2 separate regions of the Homo sapiens genome follow, and region 2 is linked to region 1. A link is a loop called in an ENCODE intact Hi-C map of the cell type or tissue named here. Cell type or tissue: K562. All regions are shown on one strand. Each heading gives the region's core, and the rest is flanking DNA. Links, peaks and the distances in the headings are about the cores only.

Evidence for each region. Peaks named below come from ENCODE experiments on the same cell type or tissue, not always from the same donor. Only the 100,000 strongest peaks of a DNase experiment are listed, where the experiment ranks them.
Region 2: a loop joins it to region 1, with 2.4 times the contacts of the local background. A loop is called at or near these places in 7 of 110 quality-filtered maps.

What each region holds. Positions count from the first base shown.
Region 1 is chr11:102,385,380-102,398,374 of GRCh38, forward strand. It overlaps TMEM123 (transmembrane protein 123), which reads right to left. Exons shown (of 5, transcript NM_052932.3): 5 at 10,953-12,995. Among named protein-coding and RNA genes, the nearest start is that of BIRC2, 45 kb to the left of the region's middle. In K562, for the core only: a CTCF peak has its summit at 5,484 (motif pointing right); a DNase peak (open chromatin) is centred at 5,482.
Region 2 is chr11:102,475,603-102,483,934 of GRCh38, forward strand. The region is part of intron 1 of LOC124902740 (a long non-coding RNA gene); the gene reads left to right. The region is part of intron 1 of LOC102723838 (a long non-coding RNA gene); the gene reads left to right. Among named protein-coding and RNA genes, the nearest start is that of TMEM123-DT, 27 kb to the left of the region's middle. RefSeq lists a silencer at 1,299-1,348. In K562, for the core only: no CTCF peak of the experiment used is centred there; a DNase peak (open chromatin) is centred at 1,419.

The DNA of each region.
Region 1 (12,995 bases), core at 4,220-6,719:
GGGGAACTGGGTTTTCTTACATACAACTGAGTTTCTGCTTACACATTCCTTCATTTCTTTTAATTCCTGTTCCATGCCTGCTAGGGTCTCAGGGTTTTTATAGGCACAGGATGGGGCTGTGGCAGGCCAGGGTGGTCTTGGGAAATGCAACATTTGGGGAGGAAAACAAAAATGCCTGTCCTCACCTAGGTCCGTGGGGTTGGAACCCTAGCCAGGGACTGCGCCCTCTTCTACCCAGCACTTCCCTTCCCCACTTCCATATCATTTGAAGGGACCAAGCCCTTCCCTTTCCAGCACTTCCCTGGCCCCCTTCCGTATCAGATGGATGGGTATAGCTGCAGGAAAAGAGAAGGAAGCTGAGTTCTTTATGTTCACAATAGAAATCTTCCAGGTCTTAATCTTAGATTTCCAACTTGTCTTCCTCTTTTTTGTGAGGTTGTCAGCTGCTTATATCCGGAGATGTCTGTTAAATTGGGTTCTAACCTCTACTACAAGCCCACTAATCTGTATGATCACACAATAGCAGAGTAGGCATAAAATGTTTGTATTTATCAAATGTTTCATTTTAGTATGCATTATTTCTTCAGAAGTTGTTGGTTTCTCTGCACTCTCATACACAACATTTGCAAGGATCAAAAATAAACATTTATTTGAAGCATTTTCAGAGGATATAATGAAAACTGGTTTTGGCTATAAACATTTAATGAAAATGTAGATTGTATATACCATATATTGATTCCTTGCATAGAACAGAAATTTAGTTTTCCTATGAAATTAAATGCAATGAACCCATATGCAAAAGAAGCTTGATTCTGCTTTATAAAGTTCTAAATCAGGCAATACTAATCTATGGTGTTAAAAGTCAGTTGTTATCTAACAACTAGGGAAGAATGGTTGGGAATACCAGGGGCACTTCTGGAGTGCTGGTAATGTTCTAGTCTTTGACCTAAGCGGGAGTTAGATAGGTTTGTTCACTTTGTGATGATTCATTGTGCTATGTACTTTAAAAAAAAAAACTTTTAAAGTTGACAAAACTTTATTACATATTGTATAATATGTTTTGACATATGTATACCCTGTGGAATGGCTAAATGAAGAAAATTAACATACGCATTACCTCATTTTCTTTTGTGGTCAGAATACTTAAAATCTACTCTCAACAGTTTTCAAGTCTACATCATATTGTTGTTAACTATAGTCAGCATGATATTCAGTAGATCTCTTGAATGTAATCTTCCTGTCTAACTGAAACTTTATATCCTTTGATGAACTCCCAGTCCCCAGAGCCTCTGGTAACCACCATTATAGTCTCTGCTTCTATGAGTTCAACTTTTTTAGATTCCCATATCATAAGTGAGATCATGCAGTATTTGTCTTTCTGTGCCTGGCTTATTTCACTTAACATAATGCCCTCCAGGTTCATCCATGTTATCACAAATGACAGGGTTTCATTCTTTTCTAAGGCTAAATAGTTTTACATAGTGTATGTATACCACATTTTCTTTATATATTCATGAACATGGGAGTAGAGATATCTCTTCAACATGCTGATTTCAGATCTTTTAGGTAAATACCCATAAGTGGGACTGCTGGATAATATGGTAGTTCTATTTTTAATTTTTTGAGGAATCTCCATACTATAGTTTTGTTCCATAGTGAGTAGGTAAAGCTGAGGAGCTGTGAGGCCAAAGAAAGAGGCTGACAAATCCAGTTTCTCAGAAAGAAAATAGGAACTTACAAATAGAAGCCATGTCTCCAGTGACTGTAAGATGGTGGATCCCTGTACTGTTAGCCCCTAGACCCAGGGCTTTTCTATCATAAGGAATTTGCCTAAGGGCAAGATTTATGGTAAGTATGTGTTTATGAGAGCATCAAGACTGTTTTGACCTAAGGACAGGATTTACAGAAAGTAAGTGAAAGTGGAAACCTTAGAGGCATTCCCGGAACTGGGGTTAATCAGAAGTCAACATGGTGGATTAGCATCCAATATGGAGTTGTTTTAACCACCACAAGTTTCCCATAATGCCTATACTAATTTACATTCTCACCAACAGCATACAAGGGTTCCCTTTTGCCTGCGTATGCACCAACACTTGATATCTTTCGTCTGTTTGATGATAACCTTTTTTTTTTTTTTTTTTTTTTAATGAGATAGAGTCTTGCTCTGTCACCCAAGCTGGTGTGCAGTGGCATGATGTCGGTCAACTGCAACCTCCACCTCCCAGGTTCAAGCGATTCTCGTGCCTCAGCCTCCCAAGTAGCTGGGATTACAGGTGTGCACCACCACACCCAGCTAATTTTTTTGTATTTTTTTAGTAGCGACAGGGTTTTGCCATGTTGCCCAGGCTGGTCTTGAACTCCTGAACTCAGACAATCCACTCACCTCGGCCTCCCAAAGTGCTAGGATTACAGGCATGAGCCGCCACACCCAGCTGATGATAGCCAATTTTAACAGTTGTGAGATATCATGATTTTAATTTGCATTTCCCTGATGATTCGTGATTTGCATATTTTCATGTATCTGTTGACCGTTTGTATGTCCTCTTTTGAAAAATGGCTATTCAGATCCTTTGCCTGTATTTTTAATAGGGTTGTTTTCTTACTATTGCTTCAGATACTTATATATTTTTTAATATTAACCCCTCATCACATGTATGGTTTACATATATTATTTCCCATTCTGTAAGTTGTCTCATTACTCTGTTGATTGAGGTGATAGGTTAGGTTGTTTATATCAGATTTTTCTTCTTTTTTCGACGTAGGCATTTATTGCTGTAAACTTTCCTTTTGGATCTGCTTTTGCTGCATACTGTAAGTTTTGGTATGTTGGGTTTCCACTTTTGTTTGTCTCAAGACATTTTTAAATATCCCCTTTAATTCTTTGACCCATTGGCTATTCAGGTGCATCTGTTTAATTTCCATATCTTTCTGAATTTTCTAGAATTCCTTTTAGGTTTCTATTTATATAACATTGTGGTTTGAAAGGTACTTGATGTTATTTCAGTCTTTTAAATTTATAAAGACTTGTTTTGTGGTCAAATATATGATCTCTCCTGCAGTATGTTCTGTGTGTGCTTGAGAAGAATTTGTATCCTGCTGCTGTTAGTTGGAATGTTCTGTATATGTCTTTTAGCGCCATTTGGTTTGATGTACGTAGTTCAAGTTTAATATATCCTTACTGATACTCTGTCTGGATGGTAAGTCCATTGTTGAAAGTGGGGTATTAACGTCCTCTTCAGCTGTGTTGCTATTTCTTCCTTCAGATCAGAAAGGAACGCGTTTTTTCTTTCTTTACATACAGTTTGACCCTTGAACGATACGGGTTCGAACTGCGTGGGTCTGCTTATATACAGATTTTTGCAGTAAATACAATTCGCCCCCTGTATCAGCAGGTTTCACATCTGCAACCAAACCTATATAAAGAATATGGTATTCGTGGGATGTAAAATCTGTATCTGCAGAGTTCTGCAGGGCCAATTATGGGACTTGAATATGTATGTCTTCTGGTATCTGCCAGGGGCCTGGAACCCGTCCTTCAAGATACTGAGGTACGACTGTATTTAGGAGGTCTGACATTGGGAGCATATATATTTACAATTGTTACATCCTCTTGCAAATTCACCCCTTTGTCATTTACTTACCTTGTCTCTTTTTGCAGTTTTTGAATTAAAGTCTATTCTATTTGATAAAACTATAGTGTCTTCTGCACTCTTGGTTTCTGTTTTCATGGAATATCTTTTTTCCATCCCTTCTCTTTCAAACCATGTGTGTCCTTGTAGGCAGCATTTAGTTGGGTCTTGTTTTCCTTTACCCATTCAGCTGCTCTGTCTTTTCATGTGAGAATGTGTGCATCTATTTTGTGTTGCTATGAAGGAATACCTAAGACTGAGTAATTTATACAGGAAAGAGATTTAATTGGCTCACAGTTCTGCAGGCTGTACAGGAAGCATGGTGCTGGCATCTACTCAGCTTCTGGTGAGGGCCTCATGGAGCTTTTACTCATGGCAGAAGGTGAAGTCAAATGTCACATGGTGAGAGGAAGCAAGAGAGGGGGGAAGTCCCACACTCTTTTAAATAACCAGATCTCTCATGAACTCAGAACACGAACTCACTTGTCGCCAAGGGGATAATGCTAAGCCATCCATGAGGAATCCACCTCTGTGACTCAGACACCTCCCGTCAGGCTCTACCTTCAATAACGGAGGTCACATTTCAACATGACATTTGGAGGGAACAAATACACAAACCATATCAGAGAATTTAACCCATTTACATTCAAGATTATTATTGATAAATAAGGACTCACTACTGCAATTTTGTTCATTGTTTTCTAGTTGTTTGGCAGACCCTCTGTTTCTTCCTCTCTTGCTGTCTTCCTTTGTGATTAGATGATTTTCTCTAGTGGCAAGCTTTCATTCCTTACTGTTTACTTTTTGTGCATCTACTCTTGGCTTTTAGTTTGTGGTTACCATGAGGCTTATATAAAACATCTTATAACAGGATATTTCAGACTAATAATTTTCATTGCATTAAAAAAAACTGTATACTTTTACTCCATGCTCCCCATTTTGTTTTTGATGTCACAATTTATATTTTTATATCATATATCCATTAACAAATTATTATAGCTATTATTATTTTTTAAAGTTGTGCCTTTTTTTTTTTTTTTTTTTTTTTGAGACGGAGTCTCGCTCTGTCGCCCAGGCTGGAGTTCAGTGGCGCAATCTCAGCTCACTGCAGCCTCCGCCTCCCGGGTTCAAGCGATTCTCCCTGACTCAGCCTCCTGAGTAGCTGGGATTACGGGTGCCCGCCACCACACCCGGCTAGTTTTTGTATTTTTAGTAGAGATGGGGTTTCGCGATGTTGACCAGGCTGGTCTCGAACTCCTGACCTCAGGTGATCTGCCTGCCTTGGCCTCCCAGAGTGCTGGGATTACAGGCGTGAGCCACCATGCCTGGCCTAAAGTTGTGTCTTTTAGCATTCATACTAATGATATAAGTTGATTTGCAAACCACCATTATGGTATTAGAGTATTCTGGAGTTGACTGTGTACTTACTTTTTAACCAGTGAATTTCATATTCATGTTTTCCTGTTAATAATTAGCATCCTTTTCTTTCAGCTGGAAGAATTCCCTTAACATTTCTTATAAGGCAGGTTTAGCGGAGATGAACCCCCACAGCTTTTGTCTGAGAGTCTTTATCTCTCCTTCATTTCTGAAGTAGGGCATTGCAAGGTAAGTGCATATTCTGCTTCTCTTTGTTTCTAGGGGGCCAAAGCTCTGTATTAATAATAGCCTTAATGTAGTGGTTTTCTCAAATGCTGGTTGTTTTTTAGGTTGTAGTAATGGTGTACTGTGTGTGTGAGCGGGTTCACTTTATCCTACAGAGATGGGAAGGTGGAGGTGTTGGGAGGCTTATCTCGTTCTCCAGAGCTGTGTGCTTCAGTCAGCAGGAATTACATTGGGTTGTGCAGTTCACTCTACGGGCCAGTAGGTGGAGCTTGCAGGAAAGAGGCGGCCAAGCACTGTCCAGTGGTGTCAGTAGAAGTGATGGGCCCTGGAGGTTGACCTCCCAGCCAGTAGCTGGCACTTGCAGGCGCCCGGTAGTTGAGATGGTGTAAAATTTTTACTTCGCCTTTGTTAATCAGGAGAGGTATCAGAATTCTTGGGCAATGAGTGGGCCCATGGGGTTCCCAGTGGTCCCCATCCCGGCTCTGCTGCCAAGGTGGCTGGCAAGGGTCTAGGGTCAGCTTCCAGGCCACTGGGGCAATCTTCCAGAGAGGCCGGGAGGTGCCTCTCCTGTGCTACAGAGCCCATTCAGGGGAATTGGGACAGCCCAGGGTTTTCACTGTACCACATTGCAGTGGGACCCACCCAGCTCCCACACCCCTGAGCTGGTAGGTCTCCAGTATCTAGCTGTCAGCAGCAGAACAGAATGGTTATGCTAGTCCCAAGCCAACTGCATTCAAATTGCCTAGCCACAGGCCATGTGACTCCTTGGGGGCAGAAACCATTGTTATTAGGCCGTACCCTTTCTGTTTTAGTCTTATGGAGGGCGGGCCACCATGCTTCCCTGCCACTGCGTGAACCCACACCATGCTCTTTGTGGTTCTGACAGTGGGGGCTCCTACCCTGCTTGAGATCAGATCATAAATCTCCATGCTCCTGGATGGTGTGCTTGAGTCCTGGGGAACAAGTACCAAGTCAGCAGACTTGTCCACTGGCCCCTTGGGCTCAAGTAACAGCTGTGATAGGGAGGAGCAAATTGCCCCCAGGCTGCCAACAAAACACTCAGATGGGGCAATGGTGGCTACACTGTGGGGTCAGGTTCCCCCTGTCTCCTCCCTCCCCAACAAGCCATGGGAATGGCCAGGCAGGCAGTCTTGGGAGGGATGAGCAGGCATGGGGCATGCTCAGATGTAGCCTGTCTTTGTGGCATATAAGAGTGAGAGTGCCTGGGCCGTGCTCATTCCCTGGCCTGGCAGACAGCAGCAGCTGCAGCAGCTTATGGCATGACATAGAGTCTTGGGGGTTGGTGCCCAGAGTCACGCTTTGCTTAAGTTGTCCAGCACATAGAAGCCTTTGGGGTTCTATATGAGTTCAAGTGACCTGTGTGTGTGTGGTCTCCACGTAGTTCCCTAGCTCCCTCTGCCAGTCTAAAGGTCTGTGAGGTCATGGAACTCTTCTGTAGCTAAGATCTCAGAGGCCTGTGGCAGGAATGTGGTACCCCACAGTTCCTTCACTCACCCTTTCCTTGGGTCCTGGTCTGGGGCCAGTCCTGGCACTTGGTGATGCCAAGCACGCAGTCCTATTACTTCCCTCTTTAACCAGTGTCTCCCATCTTCTATTGAATTTCAGTGTTCTCTTTTTTTTTTTTTGAGACGGAGTTTCACTCTTATTGCCCAGGCTGGAGTGCAATGGTGCGATCTCGGCTCACCGCAACCTCCGCCTTGCGGGTTCAAGTGATTCTCCTGCCTCAGCCTCCCAAGTAGCTGGGATTGCAGGCATGTGCCACCACGCCTGGCTAAGTTTGGTATTTTTAGTAGAGACAGGGTTTCTCCATGTTGGTCAGGCTGGTCTCGAACTCCTGACCTCAGGTGATCCGCCTGCCTCGGCCTCCCAAAGTGTTGGGATTACAGGTGTGAGCCACTGCACCCAGCCTGTTCTCTCTTAAAAGATCTGTTCATGTGATTTACTCAATATTTTGGTTCCTCTTTGTGGAAGAGGCACATCCTAGCTGCATCTAGTCAGCCATGTTGAACCTGGTATCTTTATTGCATTTTTCATTTGTTGTACTCTGCAGCTATGGAACTTTTTTTATTTCAATCTATTAAATTTCTCATTTTGTTTTCCTGATTTCATTGAATTGTTCCTCTGTATTTCCTTGGTTTGCTGAGCTTCCTTAAAATGATTACTTTGAATTCTTTGTTATGTAGTTTGTTGCTCTCCATTTCTCTGGCATTAGCTACTGGGAAATTATTGTGTTCTTTTGATATTGATGTTTTCTTGGCTTTTCATGTTTCTTTTTACCTTACGTTGATGTTTGAGCATTTGGTGCAGCAGTCACCTCTTCCAGACTTTTAAGACTGGTTTTGTTAAGGAAAGACTTCCCCTGTGAGAGGGGGATGTGAGGGCACTGGCTGGGTGAGGTGCAGTGATTCTGGCAGCTGTGAGGATGCAACAGTGTAGTCTCCTTGTAGCTCTTTCAGCTGAGATCACTGTTGAAAACTGCAGGGATCCTCAGCAACCAACACTGTCAGTGTTTGCAGCAGTGGTAAGGGCTGTTGGGGTGCTTGGTGATGATGACTGTAGGGTCCTCTTGATCTCTCTTTCCCCGACCAGGGAAGTTGTGGCTAAAGGGATCCTTCTTGACACTGGGTCTGGCATGCAAGCCCACTTGAGGTGGCAATGGAACTGGTGTCTGATGAGTGATGCCCACAGAGCAGCATGTGTAAAGGGACTATAGCTCTGGGGTGGTAATGGCACTGGTGCCCAGGGCACAGACACCCTGCTGGTGAAGTATGGGAGCTTGTGAAACAGGCAGGGACAAGAGCACAAGTGTGCACACAGCTACAGCGGCTTTAGTGTGGAGGCAAGGCCTGGCCCTCTGTGATGACTGAGCTGGTCTCCAGGGTGTAAACACATAGAGAAACCTTGGCTCTGGGGCCCAGGGTGTAAACTCCCTTACTATGGCAGTGGCTTTACTGTTTGCGGTATAGGTGTGCACAGCCCAGCCTTGGAGTCAGGGCCTGGAGCATGGGCTCTCAATGGCAGCTGAGCTGGTGTTTGGAGTGTGGACATGCAGAGAGATCTTGGCTCTGGAGTGCAAACTAGCTTGCTATGGCCATGGCTGTTGGTTACCTTTGTGGCAAAAGAAGGTGGTATCCTCTGCAGAGCAGGCCACATGACTGATATCGATAGTGCCTGCCTTTCTTCTTAGCCATCTTCTGGTGTCTCAGGAATTCTGATCTCATAAGCAATTTTTTATGTGCATTTTTTCTTTTAATTCTCCACTAGGTTGTTGCACATTTTTTAATGGGCCCTTGAGGCTGGGTGCAGTAGCTCATGCCTGTAATTCTAGCAGTTTGGGAGGCTGAGGCAGTAGGATCGCTTGAGCTCAAGAGTTTGAGACCAGCATAGGCAACATAGTGAGGCCCTGTTTCTACTCAGAAACAAAAATAAAAAACAACCAAAAACTTAGTCAAGCATGGTGGCACCTGAGTCCCAGCTATTTGGGGAGTCTGAGGTGGGAGGATCACTTCAGCCCAGGAGTTTGAGGCTGCAGTGTGCTATGATCACACCACTGCACTCCAGCATAGGCGACACAGTGAGAGATCCTGCCATTCATTAATTCATACAAACATATATACATATATTAAGACAATTGCCCTTGAGCCCTCCAGGGCTATTTTGGTTTGTGGATAGCAGTGTGTATTTGTTTCTTTTGACGGGGCATGAAGGCTGTTATCTCCTCCACCATTTTGGTGACATCACTTGCCAAAATTTCCATATACTTCTGATTTGTGCATTTTTTGGTGGGTATAATGTAATTTTAAAAAAGTGATTAGCTGAAAGTTAGGAGGGCCTTTTTACCCCCAGAACAGACATCATGTTTATTACATCCACTCTCATACCTATGGACTAAAAGCAAGACACATACCCACACCTAAAGTTGTTGGGGGGGTAAACTGTGGCCATTGTGAAGCCATAGCAAAGTGAGGAGGGAGGCAGAAATATCCAAAGAGGGTACTTTTTTTTTCCCCCTTGGGTATCAGAAAATTGGCTTTGTCGGGATTAATAAGACTTTTTAAAAGCACTTGTGCAAGACAGTATCCTAAATAATTTACATGAAGTATCTTATATAATCCTCATGCAATAACCCTGTGCAGTAAGTACTGTTACCATCCCCATTTTACAGATGACATGGAGGATAAGAGGAGTAACTTACTCAAGGTCATACAGCTAGTATGTAGTAGAGGAAGCACTTAACCCCAAGCAATCTGACATCAGAGCTTGACTATAGGAGGGTACTTAAAATTTTTTTTTGGCTGGGTGCAGTGGCTCACACCTGTAACCCCAGCACTTTGGGAGGCTGAGGTGGATGGATCACCTGAGGTCAGGAGTGCGAGACCAGCTTGGCCAACATGGTGAAACCCCATTTCTACTAAAAGTACAATAATTAGCTGGGCGTGGTGGCAGACACCTGTAATCCCAGCTACTAGGGAGGCTGGAGCAGGAGAATCGCTTGAACCTGGAAGGTGGAGGTTGCAGTGAGCCAAGGTCATGCCATTGCACTCCAGCCTGGGTGACAAGAGCAAAACTCAAAGAAAAAAATTTTTTTTTCTTAAGACAGCATCATTTTACCTTGGTTGTCTTATAACAAATATTTAAATCCATTCTCAGATATAAATTATATCTAGTTGTTTTTTTTTTTTTTTTTTTTGAGGCGTAGTCTTGCTGTCACCCAGGCTGGAGGGCAGTGGTGTGATCTCGGCTCACTACAACCTCCACCTCCCGGGTTCAAGCGATTCTCCTTCCTTAGCCTCCCCAGTAGCTGGGATTACAAGCACACGCCACCACAGCTGGCTAATTTTTGTATTTTTGGTAGAGATGGGGTTTCGCATGTTGGCCAGGCTGGTCTCGAACTCCTGACCTCAGGTGATCCGCCTGCCTCAGCCTCCCAAAGTGCTGAGATTACAGGTGTGAGCCACTGCACCCAGCCTAAATTATATCTACTTTTAAAGAAGAAAAAGCCTGTTGAAAATACCATACTATACACTAATGGATGTGTAACTGATTTATCTAGAGAATGGTAGATTTTCTACCATTAGTATACCAAATTTTAAAATTCTGTCCAGCCGAATAAAGCAGCAGCTGCAAATAAAAATCCTTTGAGTAGTGGTTCTCAAATTTTGGTGCACATCAGAATCACATGGTAGAGTCATTAAAATAGATTGCTGGCCAGGTGCAGTGGGTGAGTCCTGTAATCCCAGCACTCTGGGAGGCCAAGGCAGGAGGATTGCTTGACGCTGTAAGTTTGAGACTAGCCTGGGCAACATGGCAAGACCCCGTCTCTACAAAAATGTTTTAAAAATAGCTGGGTGTGGTGGTGCATGCCTGTAGTCCTAGCTACTTAGGAGGCTGAGGCTGGAGGATAGCTTGAACTGAGCCAAGGGGTTCAAAGTTAGTTATAGTGAGCTATGATTGTGCCACTGCACTCCAGCCTCGGTGACAGAGCAAGACCCTGTCTCTAAAAACACAATCAGATCGCTGAGCTCTACCCCAGAATTTCCAACTCAACATGGTTGGGGCCAAAGAATTTGCATTTTCTAACACGTTCCCAGGTGGTGCTGCTGCTCCTTACCCAGACAACCCCACTTGCAATCTGCCCTTTTGAGTGTTTTCTATTTATCTTGAGTTTAATGAAATGAAGCAAAATCACACACTTAAAACTTTTAGAAGGAGAACAATTTTATTCTAAAAATAGAACTTGGTAACAATGAAATACCAAAAGCTGGTCATTATAATAAAAAGAAAAGAAGAGTTTAACTTTTTTTTTGTGAAAATACAAAATTATCACTATAATATACTGCCAACTCTGTTTATCTGTATTTGAATTATTCCTTTCATGGATTATTCAAGGAAATTTTAAAATTGGCTTCTGCCTAGTACTTATACATCTGGATTGTTTGTTTTGATCTTCAGATAAATACATTCTCAAGGAATGCAAGCAAAACTGAGCATTTTTTTTATGCTTAAGAAATATGGTCCAAAGCAAAATATTTTTTTGCATAACCATTTCCCTCAATTTTTATAGATAACAACAACAAAAAAACCTACATTCAAAGTACGGGTATTTGAAAGTAACAAATTATACTACTTACATACAGAGAAAAAGACATAACTAAACTACTTCAAACCCAATGCAGAGGAAACTTTCAAGGCAAATGATGACTTAGTACTTAAAAAGTGGTTTTTCTATCTTCAAAGTGCTAAAGAAACAAGTATTCAAAAAGAAACTTCAGGTCGGTCTACGAAGTTCTGACTGACTTGAAGTAGTGAAATACCAAGAATGCAGTGGACAAATTTAAAAGGCCTTCATTAGAATAAAGTATATCTTAACTACATTTTGCAAAGAAATGAAGCAATGGTTGCACAACCAGTCAGGGCCAAGTTAGTAACATACAACTCAGCCATCAGCCCACCTCTCCTTCAAACTAAACTAATCTAAATGTATTTTTCAGAAAATTTCCTCCATACTCCATGTATGTGTTACATACATCCAATCATATCCATATTTTGGATCATTTTTTTCTATATTCATCAGATTATTGGTTAAAATGCACAGCAAGTAGAAATGATCCATTTCAAAATTCTTAATATCTAGCGTTCTCTGTAAAACAAAAGCTGACAACAGTTTTATTGTACTCCTATTAAATGTAGGTGCATGTTCATTAGGACATCTGAGCTATTTTTAGGACCTTCAGAAACTGGTGTGATTCACTTTGGCCCTCTGAGATAGAAATGCCATCTTAGTATTTACTGTGACTACATACCTCTTTTGTTAAAACTTGACCCTGAGTTTTGAGTGCTGGAATATAAACTGTAAAATGGAAAACACTCCAAAATACATTAGCTAATATTGGTGTCTCTACAATACTGTGCTTTTTCTCTCCATTAACATAATGCATCTGAGAGTACTTCTCCTTCAGCATGGAGTAAGAGGAGGGATTTGAGGGAATATCCAAATCAGGAAGGAGGAAATGTCCTCTCTAAAAATTCCTCTCAAAACTTTCTAAGAATTTATTCTAAAATATTTTGGTGTTTGTTTTAGTATAAAAATGTCATTTCCCCAAATCTGAGTAATATCGACAGTGCATGAAAGAAAATATAGCATTTTCATCCTGCAGGTTTAGTTGCCTGGGGGAAGTCCCACAATCCCTGGCTTAATAAACACAGCATTACGCTATAGTTTTGACTCTATAGAATTCTAAATGTTCTTTTGAAAATCATACAAGCGGTTCTTTTTCTTAAAGTTAGGTGTGTTTACACTCAATTAAAAATTTCTAGATATTGAAAGCAGCTCTACAGTTCTTAAAATATTCACAAAATATAAAATTAAAATTAAATGAACTAAAGTAACTTCCAGTGGTGACAATATTCTCACAGTAGCAAATAATCTAACTTCTAGGAGGTTTTTTCCCTATAATGCCAGGATTATTTAATACTGACAACTAAGTCTTTAAAACATTATTATGTTAAACACTGCAGTTTACCTAAATTACACAGAGAACAAAAATTACATCAACATTGAAAGCTCAAAAGAAGTTAATAAAAATATGTGCTCCTTAATGCTCCAATGGATCCCTAACAGGGCTAAGCAAAGCTATTATTTTGGGTTTTATTTGAAAATTTTCTTTTTCTTGGAGTATTTTGTTTCTAGACCAACTACTACAGTTTAAAGCACAAAAAATGTTGATGTTTTTCTTAAATTAT
Region 2 (8,332 bases), core at 33-2,532, 86 kb after region 1:
ATTCTCTCATCAATATTAAGATAGAATTCTTTAAAAGGAATGTAACTGCTCACCCTTTTGAAGTGTTTAAATGTCTTCACTAAAAATTTGACATTTTCTACTTGATTTGGTTTACTTTTTCCTGAAAAAAGTGAACACAGTGAAAGGAAGTGATAAATAGGGATGCAAATGGGTTATCCTTTCTTGTTCTAAAAAATTAGTCTTAAGTTTATTTTTCTCTCTATAGGAGATAAAAGATGTATGACATGGACCACTTATGGTTTAAGCTGAATTGCCTCTGTCTTATAATTTTTACTGAGATTCAGTTTATGTTTGACCTAAAAAATTTAAGTATCATACAAAGAGTTTATATAAGAACTTAATATAATTTTCTATAGCTCTTTTAACAAGTTGTAAACTATTTTATTAACCCTTTCTTTAAAAGGCTACCAAGAAGCTGATAATTCATGAGAAACAGATAAAATGACTATAAATTATTCCTCTCAAATAGGACATTTGGCCCTCTTTCTAAAATAATTTCATCATCTCTTTAGAGAGAATAAATAGTCTTTGGCAGGGAGCTAGATCTTGCAGATCTAACAGGGGGTTTTCCGTGTTGCATCAGAATAAGAATTCAAATAGAATAAGATAATTAACTTGAAATTCCAGGCTTGGGTCCACTCCTGACTATCTACTGGACCAGGAGCCTGTCTTGTGCCTTGCTCTGATGAGTAATTAACTTCAGTTTCTTCATTTGTGAAGTAAAGGGCTTAGACTAGATCATCTTTAGGGATTCCCTGAGCTCTGAAATGTTTACACTGTTAGAATAGGCCTAAGGCTATCAGTTTCAATTATGTTGTACTCATCTGTTTCACAGCTCTTCTTGAATATTTTGTTCAATATCAGAAGGATGTTGAGAACAGGGCATGTAAGGAGATGGTGAAAGGTCTAGGAACATGTTAGTAAGAATTGGAGGAACGGAGCTTGGAAAAGTGGTTCAGGGTGGGAGAAGTATGAGATCTTTTTCTCTGAAAAATATGGAATCTCTCATGTGAAGAAGGCAAACATGTATTCCAAGAACAATGGGTGAAACTTGCAAGGAGACAATTTCAGTTCCTATATACCCCTTTATCTCCAACTTCCAGTCCCTGATCCTCCAGAAGATCTTTTGATCTCTGGGCCACTGGCTTAAACTCTCCTCCAAATCCAGTCCCACCTCCTCCACAAATTTTTATGTAAGTTCTAAAACTCCAGCTTCCCTAGAAAATCCTTTAAACATCAACTGCCTGCTTTATCTTTCCTTTCCTTGCAAAATTTTCAGAGAGCACTCCAGCCTGATCTCTAGGCTCAGAGTATACAGGTCACTTGTGTCAATGCTGACAGCCAGAAAATAAACCTGGCACAGGCCCTGGTACGTGCAGCTAGTCTTGCTTTGCTGTACCTTACAACTCCTCCTACTTCCTGGTGTTCTGTAATCAGACTCCTCAGCCACAGACCTTCCTATACAATGCCTCCTGTGAATATATCCTGGATCCCTACTGCAAAGAATTCATGTCCCTTGGACAGAAACAGATCTTCTAAATTACAAAGCCCTTTTGTCTCCACTTTTGAAAGAGCCTATCAAATTTAGAGAGGAGTTAGAAAGATTAGTGGCCATTTATAACCCCATTCATAGGAACCTCCACTGGCTACTAAGGGGTGTTCTTTACACCCATGATTATACTGTGGTTATCAGACATTCCAGAAAGCCCCCAAATGAATGTCTTACCTCTAGAGGGAATAAGTGGCCAGAACTTCTCCCAGGTCCTCCTACAATTGACCAGGAAATGGCTGAGTTATGGGGCCTGATAGGGACAATATTAGAGGCCTTTTCCTCTAAGGTGAAGTGGTCTAGGGTTGAATTATGTACTCAGAAGAAAGGGGAACATCTTAAGGCCTATATGGAATGATTTATACAAACTTTTGAAAGGTTCACTGCATTAAATTCTGAAGCCCTAGGACATGAACAATTTTTAAATTCTGCCTTGGTTAGAAATCACCCTGATACAAAGAGGCAAATCCAAAATAGTGTCATTGGCTGGACAGGTCATTCTCTGAATGTTATTATAGAAGGAGCTATGCAATTCTTTAAAAATAACTTGCAGGAAAATAAGAGGAAAAACGGATTAAAGTCAATAGTACTTGCTTTGAAAATTGATTCTTTACAAAAACAAAATCATAACTCCAGGGAAAACTCAAAACCCACTCACCTTTCTCCCCAACCACAGAGCTTTGTCTTCAGATGTTTGCAGATATTGTAAAAAACAAGGGCATTGGAAAAACAGCTGTCCTAGACTTATGAGAAAGGAAAGCTTAAATAACAATCTCCCTAGACCCCAGCACCTTCACAAGGTCAGCTTTCTCTCTTCTGTGGGACAATACCCCATCGATTGATGGGGTCAGCTAATTTTCAGTCACCCCCTAGATCCCACTATTAAACTTACAGTAGAGGATTGGGAACTGAAATTCTCTTTCTTTTTTTATAAGAGACAAACTCTAGCTATGTTGCACAGACTGGACTCCTGGGCTCAAGCAATCCTCCTGTCTCAGCCTCAGACTATAGACATGGGCCACAGGGCCAGCTGGGAACTGTAATACTTAATTGCCACTGGTGCAACTGTCCCTACCATCTGCTCAGAGGATCTCTCTCCCTGTCACCTCTGCTTCTATTCAAGCTATTGGAGTTTCTGGGCAACGTATTTCATTGCCCATGTATCAGGCCACTGCAATACCCTTAGGCCTTCTTAACACCCATCATGTAACTCTAATAGATTCATTGCCCAATGTATACAGCAAATCAATATGCGGAGACACATATTGGGGGCAGCAGAGAAAGAGGTTTAATTGTAGGGCCACCAAACGAGGAGATGAGAGGAAACCTCAAATCCACCTCCCTGAGGATTTTGGGGTTAGGGTTTTTAAGGATTTTGGAGTAGGCCAAAGTGTGGAGATTGTTGATTGGTTGAAGGGTACAGGGTAAACTAATGACATGGGAGTTGAAGAAGCTGTATTTTCATGCTGATCCCATTCCTCTATGCTGGAATTCAGGGTATGAAACAAAACGTATGATTCTTATGTCAGAGATCCTGTCTGTAGGAATAATGGGGATGCAAATCAACTCTTAAACAGTCTTACAACCCTAATGTCAGCAATCCTATCCAGAGGAACAATGTGGTTACATCTGCAGATGCTCAGATTCTAGTGCTATGTGCCTTTCAGCAACAAGGAAGTGGGCCAAAGTGCAGCCTGATTAATGCTGAATTATAATTGTATTTCTCTAGAAACCAATATGCAATGCTTGTCAACCCTGTGGGAGTGTTTTCAGTCAAGGTTTTCTAGTTTCTGAGTCCTCACCAACAAACCTGTTAGGTGGAGATGTGTTATACAATGTAAAGAGAGAAGCATTTTTATTTCCCTGGCCTTAGACTTCCTCCTTTCCCTAATGGAAATTCATCTTGATTTTAAATCCTCTGAAGAGGAAGCAACCTTTAAAGATGTCTCAACTCATCTCCCAGCCTCACATGCCAATGAGATTGAATTGCTACTGTGTGTGGAGCCTGTAGTTATTGCCTGGAAAAGAATAAATCTTTCCTGATAGTAGCTCAGTATGCCCTCTCACAAAATGCAGAGCAAGAAATTAAACCTGAGAAAGAAAGAAAAAAAAAAAACCCTTTTTATCTAAGGAATGCAAACTCCTTTAAATTATCAGGCCCAGAGAGGTATTTATAATATAACAGCAGTCAGGTTTCATTCGCCCTTGAGCTAAAGAATTACCTCTTGAAGCTATATGTGCTATATGAGCTATAGACTAACTGATGCCATACAGCCATAAGATGTCATATACCCTATAGTTTAACAACGTATAGACAATCACTAACCAATGTGTTTCTGTAAATCAGTGAGAATTCTTGATGAACGTATTTTGTAATCACTCCCTCTCCTGATTCGTCCTTTTTCTTTAAAAACTTGAGCCTTTCCTTTGTTCTCCCAAAGGCTTGCCAAGGCAACCTGGAATCAGGCTGCAATCCTCAGCCTTGGCACAGAAAAACTCTTTAATTTTGCCTCAGCTTCTTCCTTTTAGGTCAACAAACTTATAATAGACTGTCTTTTACAGAGGGTGTTCTTGTCTTTATTTCCTTCCTTACTCTGTAATACCTTAATCTTGCCAGTAAAGAAATAAGGAACATTTGATTCAGACAGGAATAAAATCTATTGATTTGTACAAGATCTAAGAGCCCATAAACTCCTTTGTGATTTTTCACCACCCCTTAGTCCCTAATCCAGCTGACATTTCTACTTCAATTTCTGCTGATACAGCCTGATTTACAATGATTGACATCTGCTCAATTTTCTGTTCAATTCCATTGCGCCCTGACTCAAAATTTCTCTTTACATTCACATTTAGAGGGAGAAAATGAACATGAACTCATATAGGTCAGGGATACCATGAGTCCTTTTCAGTGTTTTCCCGAGTCCTTAAAGTCAGCTTAGACTCTGTGTCCTTTACCCAAGGCTCTACTCTTGTTCATTATTCCGATATGATCTTTTAGTTTGTTACTGAACTAAGCAACCCACTCTTCCAGACTCCCTCATTTTCCTAAAGGCACTAGCTCAACAGAGGCCATAAAGCCTTCCAACCTAAACTTCAGTGGGTGCAAATAACTGTTACTTATGTAGGATTGAATTGCTAGGTTGTCATATCTCAGAGCACTCAAAAGCTCGCCCCAAAATGCCTAGAGTCAGTTTTGTGCATTCCCCTCCCAAAAAAACATCTATGTAAATTTCTAGGAGCAGCTAGTTATTGCCACCAATATATTCCTAATTTTGTTGCCTTTGCTAAGCTCCTTTATACCCTCCTCCCAGATATTAATTCTGAGCCCATTTTCTTGGCCTGCAGATCCATAAATCTCCTCCGGAGCCTTAAAATTAACATCCACATCCCCTGCTCTCAGCTAACCTGATTTTGACAGACCTTTTCGCCCATCTCACCATGACACAATGGGATTGCTGCAGATATTTGGAACAATTTTTTTGCCTCTCTGATACACCCTGTAGCATATTTCTCATGTCAATTGGACCCCCATGCCGATGTGCAGTAGCCACAGCTACCACCCTAATAATTGACAAAGCCAGCATATTCTGATATTACACTCCTTCATTCATCCATATGTTCCCCATGCTGCCTGTTCTCTTACAAGTTCATAAGATACAGCACCTTTCTCCAGATGGCAGGCCACCTATGCACAGGCCCTGTTTACCAGCTCCTCCATCATGTTGCATTGTTGTAACACTTTAAATCCAGCTGCTCTACTGCCCCTGCCTGATGATGGAGAGCCTCACTCCATTCAATATGTTTGCCTTGCAGCTATAGAAAAGGTCTCAAAGCCACAAGAAGACCTCCTAGATACTCCTTTAGACAATCCAGACTTATTTCTATTTTGTAATGGCTTCTGTGGATGACATTTCCAGGAAACATAACTGTGAAGCCATAGTTTTCCCTTGTGAAACACTTCAGGCATCCTCTTTGTCCACTGTAAAGTCAGCCCAAGCTGCCGAATGTATAGATCTTGCTAGAGCTGGTGTAATGGCAAAAGGAAAAATTGCCACTATTTACCCTGACTCCAGATATGCTTTGGGTGTCTGCCACACTATTGGCAATCTGGAAGTCCAGCAGATTCTTAACTTCTGCTGATAATCCTATTTCCAATTAGCATATAATTGCTGCTCTATTACAGGCTGTTCACCTCCCTATTCAAATTGCTATTGCTCATTGTTCAGCTCACCCTAAGGAGACTGATAGTATATCTCTAGGGAACGAGAGGGTGGAGAAGGCCACTAAGAATGCAGCCCCAAAGAACCCTCCTATTCTTTTCCACCCTTTATTAACCTGCCTTTATTGCTTACTGGTGTTATTGATTACCAGAGAATGGGCACAGTGCGACAAACAAACAAACAAACAAACAAAAAACCCACAAATGAATACAAAAGAATGTCAGATAATTATCAGGTGTATTATACATGGGGCCAATGGAGTTCCTGTGGCCCCCCTTTTTTTAACTTCTTGGCTTGAAGCACTTATCTCCCTTCAGATGGGACATATGTACAGACAGAGGATAGTTAAGGAATGAAAAGATAATTGGTTTTGCCTTGGTATTTACAAAATTTCTAACTGAATTATTCTCAGTGCACTTCTAATAAATCCCATCAGATTTTTGGAGGAGACCAACGTGCCTCAGCAAGTCCTCTAAGACATTAGGCTTTAGGCTCTTCTTACTGTTTGATTGTTGTCTGTATGTTTAGTGGATGGATTGAACGCTATCTGACTAGATGTGCTGACACCATGACAGTGGTAAAGAAATTAATAACAGGTCAGGCGTGGTGGCTCACGCCTGTAATCCCAGCACTTTGGGAGGCTGAGGCAGGTGGATGATTTGGGGTCAGGAGTTTGATACCAGCCTGGCCAACATTGTAGAACCCCATCTGTACAAAAAATACAAAAATTACCCTGGTCTGGTGGCGCATGCCTTTAATCCCAACACTATGGGAGGCTGAGGCAGGTGGATCATCTGGGTCAGGAGTTCGATACCAGCCTGGCCAACATGGCAGAACCCCATCTTCACAAAAAATACAAAAATTTGCCTGGTGTGGTGGTGCATGCCTGTAGTCCTAGCTTCTTGGGAGGGTGAGGCAGGAAACTTGAGCCTGGGAGATGGAGGTTGCAGTGAGCTGAGATCGTGCCATTGCATTCCAGCCTGGGAGACAGAGCAAGACTCTGTCTCAAAAATAAATTAATCAATTAATAAATAATAAATAACAGATCATTCTTCATTTGGATGTTCTATTATAGATTCAATCAGACCACTGGAACTTATTTTACAGCAGAAATAAAACAGTTGTTTGCAAAAGTTCTAGGATATTCATTGAAATTTAATACCCTATATCATTCCCAATCCTCAGAGCAAGTGGAATGTAAACACTGAGACACAAAAGTAACTTTAGGACAAGTCTGTCAAGAAATTGGACTTAATTGGCTGAAAGCATTACACCTTGTAAAAAAAAAATGCGCAGGGTGCGGTGGCTCAGCACTGTAATCCCAGCACTTTGGGAGGCCGAGCTAGGCAGATCACTTGAGGTCAGGAGTTTGAGACCAGTCTGGCCAGCATGGTGAAACCCTGTCTCTGAAATCCCAGCTTCTTGGGAGGCTGAGGCAGGAGAATTGCTTAAATCCGGCAGGTGGAGGTTGCAGTGAGCTGAGATCGCGCCACTGCATTCCAGACAGGGCGAGACTCCATAAAAACAAGCAAACAAACAAACAAACATACAAAAACAAAACCATTACCCCTTATAAAAATCTAGAATACTCCAAATAGAAGACATGGATTAACCTCTTTTGAAATAGTGTTTGGTTGCCCCATGCCTACTGGCAGCTCTAAACCTTCCATTTCTGGATTGAATGAACATTACAGGGACTTCAGTGAACAATTTGACGCTATGACTAGATATACACAGACCCTATTACATTTAGAGCATATCATCAACAGGTAAAAGGGGCATGGCTTGTGCTGACTGACAGACCTTACTATAAACCTTTTGACTGGGAAATCAGAGTACATCAAGGCTTTTAGAAGAAAACATACGCTGTCACCTAACTGGGAATGTCCTTGCAAAGTACCACTGACCACCTACACTGCTATCAAAATAAAAGAAAAATCCTCCTGGATTCGTGCAAGTCATGCCAAACCAGACCCAGATTACCACTCCCAGGGCAATTGGAAGACCATCCCTACAGGTGACCTTTAAGTAAGGATTTCCAGAGTCGAGACCCAGGCCCAGGAAGCAAACAATATCATGAAGTAGACAGTTTTTCCCAAGATCACAGATCAAGCAACTTTGCTTACACCTATTAATATTTTCTTCCTCTTTTCAGCCTCTCAAATTCAATAAATATAAAAACAACAAGAGATCAGAAAACAACAAACAAACCCTCTTCCTTCACCACAGACTACCTATGAACAGACCTGTTCACCAATCCCTCCATCGTGTTGACTTATTGGCCTTTTATTTAAGGGCTGACTGTGGAGATTATTGTCTCTGTCTCTTCGATTGGCCCTCCGATCCTCCACTATGACCTTTTTTTGAAACTGTGTCTCTCTTTTATTAACCCTGACAGTTTTCTCAACAGGTTAAGTGCAGACCTAACTCCCCTTACACCAGTTTTCCAAACTTGGCCACATTAACTAATCTGATTGCTGGTTATGCCAGTGCCATCCAGATTATGCAAAATAACCTAACTAATTTCTGCCAGTGCAAGTGC